Regions from separate parts of the Homo sapiens genome. Here region 1 is linked to region 2. A link is an interaction called in ENCODE POLR2A ChIA-PET data of the cell type or tissue named here. Cell type or tissue: Panc1. All regions are shown on one strand. Each heading gives the region's core, and the rest is flanking DNA. Links, peaks and the distances in the headings are about the cores only. Region 1 overlaps FAM222B (family with sequence similarity 222 member B). Region 2 overlaps LOC105371716 (a long non-coding RNA gene).

Region 1 (5,371 bases), core at 280-5,279, 210 kb after region 2:
CAAGATTGTGCTGTTGCACTCCAGCCTGGATGACAGATCGAGACTCTTATCTCAAAAAAAAAAAAAAAAAAAAGATCGGCCTGGCACGTTGGCTCATGCCTGTAATCCCAGCACTTTGGGAGGCCGAGGCAGGCAGATCACTTGAGGTCAGGAGTTCGAGACTAGCCTGGCCACCATGGCGAAACCCCGTCTCGAGTAAAAATACAAAAGTTAGCCAGGCGTGGTGGTGTGCACCTGTAATTTCAGCTACTTGGGAGGCTGAGGCAGAACTGCTTGAACCTAGGAGGCGGAGGTTGCAGTGAGTCAAGATTACACCACAGCATCTCACCACTGCACTCCAGCTTGGGAAACAGAGCGAAACTCCGTCTCAAAAATAAATAAAATAAAAACAGGCATGTCATACAGCTCCTTTTCCATCTTCCAGGAGTACTGAGGTTGTTATATATGAAATGTTTTGAGTTCCAAGGTAGCCTAGACTGCTTAATTTTAAAGTTTTGTTTTGTTTTAAATTATAGTAGTGTTCGGGGGGATTAAGCAGTGTTGTAGAGTGTGATGTAGATATTTAATGTTATGCACTTGCAAGAACGCTGAATAAAAATGACATTCTAGGTAATAGCTTGCCTTTCCTGACCCCCGTTTTCTTTTTCTTTTCTTTTTTTTTTTTTGGAGTTAGAGTCTTACTCTCACTCAGGCTGGAGTGCAGTGGCACGGTCTCTGCTCACTGTACTCTGCCAAGTAGCTGGGACTACCGTGCGAGTTACCACGCCTAGCTACCTCTAAAATTTGTGGTAGAGGTGGGGTTCTCACCAGGTCACCATGTTGACCAGGCTGGTCTCGAACACCTGGGTTCAAGTGATCTGCCCACGTTGGCCTCCCAAAGTGCTGGGATTACAGGTGAGACACACCGCGCCCGGCCAGTTTTCTTAAATGAGCCCCATGTAGTGCTCTATCACTACACCCCAGAAAATATACCACAGTGTTTAAAATGTCCTATTCCATGCCGGGCGCGGTGGCTGACGCCTGTAATACCAGCACTTTGGAAGGCCGAGGCGGGCGGATCACGACGTCAGGAGATCGAGACCGTCCTGGCTAACACAGTGAAACCCCGTCTCTACTAAAAAATACAAAAAAAAAAAAAAAATTAGCTGGGCGTGATGGCGGCCACCTGTAGTCCCAGCTACTCCAGCTACTTGGGAGGCTCAGGCAGGAGAATGGCATGAACCTGGGAGGCGGAGCTTGCAGTGAGCCAAGATCTCGCCACTGCACTCCAGCCTGGGCAACAGAGCGAGACTCCGTCTCCAAAAAAAACAAAAAAAAAAGAAACAACTGTCAAAATCAGGAAAGTAACATTGACACATTACTTCCATATAATTATCAGATCCTCTTCAACTGTTGCTTATTATTATACCAGTTATATACTTTATAGCAAAAAGGATCCAGGTCAGAATCACACATTGCATTTATTTTTCATGTTGTCTTAGTCTCCTCCAGTCTGGTTGCTGAGAGTATGTTCCCCATAATATTAGGTATATGACTGAACAAGGATTAGGTGTTTGCTTCCTAATTGTACTGAAACCTGCTAAAGGAATTGTTATCTTGGGATTTAACTGGATTGGATACATCCAGCTAAATACATTGGATGTTTTGTATCTGAAACAGGTTGGAGCCAACTATGTGTGTTTTTTTTTTTTGTATGTGTGTGTTTTTTTTTTTTTTGTGTCTGATGATTTCATGTATTCCCTTCTCCACCCCACCAACTTCTAGATACATACTTTCCCAACATGCCTCCAACGCCCCCCCCTCCCCCCCCCCCCCCCCCCCGCTTAATTTCTGCGTCACGGGAAGCACGAGTTTCCGACAGGGAGGATTGATGTGTGCAGTTGATTTAATATGCAATCCTAAATCCGTCCACTGTTACAGTGCAGTGCAGTTGATTAGACTAGAGGCAGAGAGGCTTGGGGAGCATCTTTTTACTGTCGAGTGTCTCCAGGTGGCAATTGCTGTTGAAGTCTGAGGCACTCTGGGAGGTATCGCGTGGGTGGGGGGGGGTCTCCTAGTACCCAGGCAGAAAGTGGGAGGGGACAAGGGGACAGAGGGAGAAGGGGTGCAAAGGGGCGCAGCTTCACCTGGCCCAGCTACGGGATGCTTGGCTCCTGGCTTTGGGGTAGGGGCCGGGAGAGATGGGGGCAGCGCTAACAAAGAGGAGCCGAGTCGGGCCGGGTCCGCGGGTAGCGGGCCTATCCCGGTGGCTGACCTCCCTGTGGGCCTCCCCAGTTGGCTGTTTGGCGAGTCGCTCTGCTGGCTCCCTGGCTCGCCATTGGCTGTGCAGACAGGAGAGGGCTCGCGAAGAGCCAGGGTGGAGGTGAGGGGGCGGGGCTGGCTTCCGGCGGCGGCTGGGAGCAAGCGGCAGCCGGCTGGGGGAGGGGGTGTCGGCGCACCGCGGAGTCCTGCGCTCCGTGAGCCTGGCACCCGGAGCAGCCGCCTCCCCCTCCCCCTGCCTAGACCGCTAGAAGCCCCCTCTCTTCCATCCTCCCGGGGCGGGGGTGAGCTGGGCTCAGCTGCCCAAGGCGGGCGGGGCGGAGCCAGGAGCCCCACGGAGCGCTGCGGAGCGAACCTCACCTTTCCAGGGCGCAAGGTGTGTGTGTGCTTTTTCTAACGCGACCCCGACTTCAGCCGACTTAACCTTGTAAGAAAAGGGGAAATGGAACGGGAAATAATGTCTCTGGATCGCATCAGTTTATTTTGATTATCTGTTTCTACCCTTCATCATTTTTTTTCCTTCCCTTCATCTCACCCCTGCAGATGGGTAAGGAGATTCAGGACTCTTATCTCTTTTTACTGATGTGTCGATATCGGTCGCATAGTAAAATGCACAGAGAAGAAAAGAGGAGCCCTTTTTTGTGTGGTATCTGATGCAGTAAACCGTAATTTAAAAAAAAGAAAAGGCAAGCTAGGAGTGGATATTTGGAACTGTACTCCATGCGTGTCCATTAAGGTTGTCTTCACCATTTTCCTCCTTGGGACTGCCTTGATCAGCAATAACAATCTGAAAGGAGAGGAGGTGCTAGTGGAAAGAGGGAGCAGCCCCAGTCAAATGGTGGTTAAAGGAAATCCTGATAGTTGTTAGTGATTAACTCTGCTAAAGTCTCTTCCTGGAGTACATTGTCACCGGCTTTGTGTAGTAGCTCATCTCTGTTGGAGAAACCTGACTAGAGCAGGCAAACTTACCTTGCTGTTGCTGAAACTTAAAAGTCTTATCTTTTTCTCTGTTGGTATATTTCTTATATTCACAGACCCTCGGAGGGAGTAGTTTCTATCGTCAAAAACCAAAACCAAACTTAAAAAAACAAACCTCCAGATGTATTTTAGTTCGTGGGGGTTTTTTTGTTTTTGTTTTTGTTTTTTGAGACGAGTCTCGCTCTGTTGCCCAGGCTGGAGTGCAGTGGCGCGATCTCGGCTCACTGCAACCTCTGCCTCCAGGGTTCAAGCGATTCCCCTGTCTTAGCCTCCTGAGTAGCTGGGATTACAGGCGCCTGCCACCACACCTGGCTAATTTTTTGTATTTTTAGTAGTGACCGGGTTTCACCGTGTTAGCCAGGATGGTCTTGATATCCTGACCTCGTGATCCACCCGCCTCGGCCTCCCAAAGTGCTGGGATTACAGGCGTGAGCCACCGCGCCTGGCCTAAATGGGCATTTTCAACGAAACGTGTTTGGAGCAGGTTTATCTTAATGTTGATTAGCAAAGAGCTACAGTACCAAAAGGGATGAATATTTTTTTTTTTGGCAACACTTTGATAAATATTAATTAAAATGGTTCAGAGTTTATGTAATACAGGTTCAGTTTCCCACGATTGTTGTAACTGGGGTCCACTTTTGAAGACAGAATTGATACACTGGAGCTGTCTTACACTTTTGGCTAGATTAGTGATTTTTTTCTTTGCATTGATTTATTAGATCTCTAGACAATTAGGAGCAATTTGGGATGAAAGCAAGTATTATAAAAAATAGGGATAATGGGATAGGAAACCATTTCAGCTGTGGAAAGTAATAGGGATTACGAAGCTTACTTTACCTTTTTTAAAAAGAAGATTTCAAATACCTTAGAATAGACATGTTACTAAAAAGTAGATTCACAGTAATCCTGTGTCAGGTTTTGGGTTTTTATTACTCACTTGTCCCTTAAGGCTCCATGAGTTGTATTTAAATTGGGAGGGAAAGGGGATCCCCCAGATGTTGACTAGTTAACTTGCTACTGAGAGTGAACTGTTAAAAATCACTGATTGAAGCCTTTACAGTTAGCTAGTATATAAAACAGAGTTAGCTAGTATATAAAACAAAGTTAGCTAGTATATAAAACAAAGTTAGCTAGTATATAAAACAAAGTTAGCTAGTATATAAAACAGAGTTAGCTAGTATGTAAAACAAAGTTAGCTAGTATATAAAACAAAGTTAGCTAGTATATAAAACAGAGTTAGCTAGTATATAAAACAAAGTGCACTTTGATATCTAAGGTATAGGAAGCTGGGGAAGTGACCAAAAAAACCAGTTGGAAGGCGGGGTGCAATGGCTTGCTCCTGTAATCCCAGCACTTTGGGAGGCTGAGGTGGGTGGATCACTTGAAGTCAGAAGTTAAAGACCAACATGGTGAAAACCCCGTCTCTACCAAAACATAAAAAAATTAGCTGGGCGTGGTGGTGCACTCCTGTAGTCCCAGCTGCTTGGGAGGCTGAGGTGGGAGAATTGCTGGAACCCGGGAGGCAGAGGTTGCAGTGAGCCAAGGTTGTACCACTGCACTCCAACCTGGGTGACACAGTGAGACCCTGTCTCAAAAAAACAAAAACAAAAACAAAAAAAAACCAGTTGGAGGCTGTACAATTTCAACTTGCTTCTGTCAAAAAACAAGTTTGCCCTTCTATTTGATATCTGGGTGGTTTTTATGTTCTCTACCCATGGGTGAGCAGTAAGTACAGCTTTATAAAGTTATACTTCACTCACTTTTTTATATTACTATTTTTTAATTTTTATGTTTTGTAGAGAATAGGGTCTGGCTCTGTTGCCCAGGTTGGTCTCAAACTCCTGGCCTCAAGCAGCCCTCCCAGAGGCCTCCCAAAGTGTTGGGATTAAGGTGTGAGCCACTGCACCCCTCCACGCCCGATATTTCTATTTTTTTGACTGATTTGTGTGATCACTGTTTTGCATGGTGCAATAATTAGGGGTTCGTGAAAGAATTTTCCCAGGAGACAGAAGACTATGTATAGAACTAATCATAAATGTATTTGCACTGATGTTCAAATATCATTTAAGGGGCATGGAAATCCTGGAATTTGGTCATCTGCAAGGAAACAATTATAGAAAGCCATAATCTCTTA
Region 2 (5,371 bases), core at 292-5,291:
ACATTTTGTAATAACAACAATTAACCAGTAAATAATGTCCTTTAAACTGCAAACGCTAGAGTAAATTAATTCTTCTAATGAGCTGTCAGGCACGGAAGAAAAAAGTCCCCGTGTTCTTTGCTGCCACGCGGCTGCCGTGTGAGCAGCCGAGGAAGCTCACCTCGGGCCCTGGGAGCTCATTACAGGGAAGCACGCGGCGCGGGGTTCCAGGGAAATCAGCCCGGCCTAGCCTGCACCCACGTGGGCACTCGGCCGCCGCCCGCACCCGGAGCCCCACGGCCCCGCCCTCATTGTGCACGGCGCGCCCCTCCAGGTGCCGATCGCAAATGGGCAGCGCGGAGGGCATTTCAATTAGAGACCTCCCCCTCTCCCTTCTGGTCACCTGGGCGGCGCTCAGCCTCGAGGTGGCGGGGGACAGGAGCTGGGAACTGAGGCGGGAGGAGGGGGAGAAACTCTGCGCGTCCCTAGTCCTTGCTGCGTGACCTTGGAGAGGTTTCTTGCCTCTCTGGGCAGGGACGTTGTAAATGGAAATGTGAAGCTAATCAAACCAGATGTGATTATTTCTGAGCTCCTGAGAAGTCCGTGACCATAAAAAGACACCTAAGAGTGAGGCAGCTCTTTATGTACTGATTCGGAGTAATCTCCAAGATATATTGTCAGGTGACAAAAGCGAGGCACAGAAGAGCTTGCAGGGGATGCTACATCTTGTGTATTAAAAGCAGGACTCAAGAAAGAGTATGTGTCCGTGTTTGCTCTTATAGGTCTAGACAGGAAGCAGGTAACATTGCTTGCCTCTGGGGAGGGGAAGCTGGAGACGGGGGCTGGAGGGAGAGTTCAGTGAACAACCTTTTATACCCTTATTATTTGAACCATGTACAGGTATTACCTATTCAAAAAATAAACGTTACGAAAAACAAAGCCATACACATCAGGGGTCAGCTTGTCTCTCAGTAGCTTTCAGGAAGTGGAAGCCACAGGGGCCCAGCTGCACTGAAGCCCCATGTGAAATCCCTCCAAAGAGAGAGAGCACACTGCCTCTCTAATAACCTATTCTAGAGACAAGCTAATGAGTCAGGAAGTCCTTCCCAGTAGCTAATCCCATTCCCTCCTGCTACAATTTAAGTTTCTCTCTTCATGTTCTGTGTTTGGTGGGTGAAAGGGCTGATAGATAATTCTCTGCAGAGAGCTGGGGGTAGAGGACAGCCACTGTATGGACAGGAGAGAATGAACGGCAGTCCCAGCCCTCTGGAGCCCACAGGCCTAGGTTTGAATTCACTTCTGTCACTTGCTCACTGTATGGTGTTGTATGTCACTCTCCCCACTGCGCTTCCACTTCCTGTGGTCCCTGCCTCCCTCGGGAGGATATTAAGTGCTGGACCTGGTGAACAGGCATCTACTTCCCATGGAAGCCCACAGGTCCATTGCTGCCCAAGATGGACAGAGACCCCCTGCACAATCCTGGGTCATCTGCCCACCCCTTCCCAGATCTATGGCTCTCCCAGCTGCGACGCCCAACCCCACCTCCCACCCGGAGCAGCCAGATACAGCCTCCCTATGGCCAGACGCAGCTTTGCCCATTTGGCACCTAAATTGTCATGCCCTGAATCCAGAACAGGTTCAAGGTAGCTGGTGGCTCAGAGATAGTGTTGGAGCCAGAAATCACCAGAGGTGATCACTTCTGAGCTCCTGAGAAGCCCGTGACCTAAGACACCTAAGAGTGAGGCAGCCCTTTATGTGCTGGCCCAGGGCTTGAGGAAAGCACTTGAGCGGCTGCTTTGGGGCTGAGGGTGAGAGAGGGGTTCAAGCCAGGAGAACTCCCAGCCCCCTATCACCATCTGACCAACTCCCCCTTTATCTATTTTGTATCCTTGCCATCTTCATAAAGTGTCTTTTGATTAAAGAGTTTCTTAGCTGGCCAGGCGCGGTAGCTCACGCCTGTAATCCCAGCACTTTGGGAGGCTGAGGCAGGCAGATCACAAGGTCAGGAGTTCAAGACCAGCCTGGCCAGCATAGTGAAACTCCATCTCTACTAAAAATACAAAAATGAGCCGGGCGTGGTGGCACACGCCTGTAGTCCCAGCTACTCGGGAGGCTAAGGCAGGAGAATCGCTTGACTTTGGGAGGTGGAGGTTGCAGTGAGATCACGCCACTACACTCCAACTTGGGCAACAGAGCGAGACTCCATCTCAAAAAAACAAAAGAGTTTCTTGGCTAAAACATATTTGAAATGCCCTGACCTCGGCCATTCAGAACTGGGCACCTAAGGCATGGGGTTTCAGAAAGAGCAGGGACAAGAGGGGGAAAGAACCCAATGCCTACTAAGGACCCACTTTATGCCAGGCACTTCCCATGCAATTTTCCCTCTTAATCCGCACAACCTGTGGTTTGAGTAATATTATCCCCACGGTATGGACAGGATGAGGGAAGTTCCAAGGGGTTAATAGACTTGCCCAGGTGTATTCAACAAATAAGTTGTAGTTGGGCTAGAATTTGGACCCAGATCTGCTGACTTCAAAGCCACATCTCCTAACACACTGCTGCCTGTCCCAGCCCCTCACCTCACCATCTAGATCTATTAATGTGATGGGGTGCAAGTGGGGTGGGACAGAGCTGGGGTGTGGGAAGGAGGCCAGCTCAGCCTCTTGACCCTCTCTTTCCTCAACATCCTCTACTCAGTACCTGAAGCATTGAGATGAAAATTCAAGGAACAATTGCTGATTGTAAGAATTCATGAGAAAGGCTCCCCTTCCCTGGGAGCCTAGAGGAAATGCACTGGCTTCTCCTCTCAGAATCTGCTTCCTCCTCTCTAAAGTAGGAATTACTTAACCAGGTAATATCTAGCCAGGGGGAGAGTATGGGCACCTCTGATGTCATCTTTAGGAGACTGTGGTGGCTGAAGCTTAGGCACAGAAGTCTAATACACATGAGTTCAAATCCACGCTCTACCACTTACAAGCTGTGTGACTCAGGACAAGTTACTTAACCTCTTTGAGCTTTGTTTTCCTTCCCTGCAAAATGTGGATCATTGCCACTGATCTCTTTGGGCTGTTACAAAGGTTAAGAAGATGACGTGTATAAACTGCTTAGCATGGTGCCTGGGCATTAAGTAGGCACCCAATACATGACTACATCTGTCCTGATGAGTTTTTTGTTGCCCTGCCAGACAAACTCAATCTCCCAGACCAAAAAGGCAGTTGTCCTGGTGCCTGAGATAGGCAGCCTACCTCTGCAGCTTCCTGATTTGGGAGGCAGCCCAGAGAGGCCTCCAGGCTTGGTTTTTTGCAAAGGGCAGCGGAAAATCGAAGCTGAAGCCAGCAAAACAAGGATCCCAGCAGTGGATCTGAGTCAGCTGCTTCTGGGTCTGGGGGTTCAAGAGTCTTCCTCAAAGTAACATAGCTTCCTGGTTACCCTGTCCTCCCTGTAGCTGCCCCCTTGGCCTGAGTCCTCTGAGGGCCCTGGGCACCTGTGTGCACAGAGCATCAGCTGGGAAAGAGGGGTGCTCCAGTGAGTAGAGGAAGCTGGGTCTCAGCCACGCGGAAATTAAAACCAGCTTGCCCAGCACTGAGTTACCATGTCGCCTGAAATCAGATTGATTTATTGGGCTTGTTGTGACGGCAGTGTTGCAATTGATTCGTCTGGATGGCGGGGAGTTTATCTATTCAGAGCTGTCTGTCACTGATCTGAATAAGCTGCTAAAACAGCCCAAATACCTGGCGAGGGCGAGGTCACCACCAACCTCGGCTCAATGTTAATTATAATAATGAACAGGCATGAGGAGGGTTGGTTCATTGCTCGCCCAGCAGGGCTGGCCTCTATGAGGTTTGGTGTTTAATATTCATTTCATGTCAACAATGTGCAAAGAGCGAGTAGACTCTCCTAAGCTGAGAGAAGTTTGCAAGGGCAATGATGTTGATCTGTGCTTCCATGGGACTAAGAAGGAGCCAGTGCTGCTGAAACAGAAAAGGTTTAGGTTAGACCTTAAGAAGAACTTCCTAATGACCAACAGTGGATGGACATAGAATATCTAATTCACTTATTAGCCTGGACAAGTTACTGCTCCTCCTTGACTCAGCTTCCTCCTCTGCCTGGCCAACATGGTGAAACCCCATCTCTACAAAAAATACAAATATAGGCCGGGCGCGGTGGCTCACACCTATAATCCCAGCACTTTGGGAGGCCGAGGCGGGCGAATCACGAGGTCAGGAGATCGAGACCATCTTGGCTAACATGGTGAAACCCCATCTCTACTAAAAATACAAAAAATTAGCAGGGTGCGGTGGCGGGCGCCTGTAGTCCCAGCTACTCAGGAGGCTGAGGCAGGAGAATGGCATGAACCCGGGAGGCAGAGCTTGCAGTGAGCCGAGACAGCGCCACTGCAGTCCGGCCTGGGCAAAAGAGCGAGACTCCATCTCAACAACAACAAAAAAATACAAATATCAGCTGGGTGTGGTGGTGCATGCCTATAGTCCCAGCTACTTGGGAGGCTGAGATGGGAGGATCACCTGAGCATGGGGAGGTTGAGGCTACAGTGAGCCATGATTGTGCCACTATACTCCAGCCTGGATAACAGAGTGAGATCCTGTCTCAAATAATAATAATAATAATAATAATAATAATAATACTTACTTCTTGGAGCTGCTGCTACTGCTGCTCCTGGCCAAATAGCAAGAAAAGGAAAAACAAAACTACAAAACTGGCAGGCTCTTCTGGGTTGTTGGTTCAGGGAGCAACAAAGGGGTCCTACTTTGGGTGACAGATCACCCTTCTCAGCCTTGGTACGGAGCGAGCATTCCATCAATGGGGCTTTTGTAATAGTTATTGATTCTGTGACTATTTATTGAGCCCCTTCTATATGCCCGAACCTGAAGAAAAACTATTGAACAAGCCATGATCCCCAGCCTTTAAGGAGACTAATTCTGGGGTTACTATGGGAGCTAGGGCACCCTCCTCACCGGAGGCTCTCAGGAATAAGGGTGAGCCCTATCTCTGGGAGATAGCTTAGAAAGTGCTCCTGGAGGCAGGCAGATGGATGTGAAGACCTCATGCGGTAGCTGCTTGGGGTTGTTTGAGGCATAATTATCCAGCAGAAGAGCCTACTAAACATCAGTCAAGAAGAGCCCCTCCAGAATATTGTTCTTTCAGAAAGGGGAGGATCCTTCTCCCGATGGGTCTTGCAAAAATGTGGTCAGACTTGGGGTTCAAGTCTGCAAGAAGCCAACAGTGACCAATTGACTCCCCTGCCCCTAAAGACACCAACTGAAATTGCAGCAAGAAACATGGAGGTTAAATGAGATTTGGAAAGCAGTGAAGGAGACCATGATGAAAAGATTCCCCTGTCTGTCTGGAAGCCTGGTCAGCTGCCTTCCTTGTG

Evidence for each region. ChIA-PET counts read pairs that join two places held together with the same protein. Peaks named below come from ENCODE experiments on the same cell type or tissue, not always from the same donor. Only the 100,000 strongest peaks of a DNase experiment are listed, where the experiment ranks them.
Region 1: POLR2A ChIA-PET joins it to region 2 with 12 read pairs; 3 of 35 experiments call an interaction of 5 or more read pairs at or near these places.

The regions. Positions count from the first base shown.
Region 1 is chr17:28,809,473-28,814,843 of GRCh38, reverse strand. All of the region lies in intron 1 of FAM222B (family with sequence similarity 222 member B), which reads left to right. Among named protein-coding and RNA genes, the nearest start is that of FAM222B, 31 kb to the left of the region's middle. RefSeq lists a silencer at 2,345-2,634 and enhancers at 2,160-2,802, 5,162-5,371. In Panc1, for the core only: no CTCF peak of the experiment used is centred there; DNase peaks (open chromatin) are centred at 1,943, 2,293, 2,684, 3,033 and 2 weaker places; H3K4me3 peaks cover 3,327 bases; H3K27ac peaks cover 3,461 bases.
Region 2 is chr17:29,014,926-29,020,296 of GRCh38, reverse strand. LOC105371716 (a long non-coding RNA gene) reads right to left here. Exons shown (of 5, transcript XR_001752822.2): 4 at 4,627-5,371; 5 at 3,785-3,950. Among named protein-coding and RNA genes, the nearest start is that of SEZ6, 12 kb to the right of the region's middle. RefSeq lists enhancers at 1-345, 346-986. In Panc1, for the core only: no CTCF peak of the experiment used is centred there; no DNase peak of the experiment used is centred there; H3K27me3 peaks cover 1,248 bases.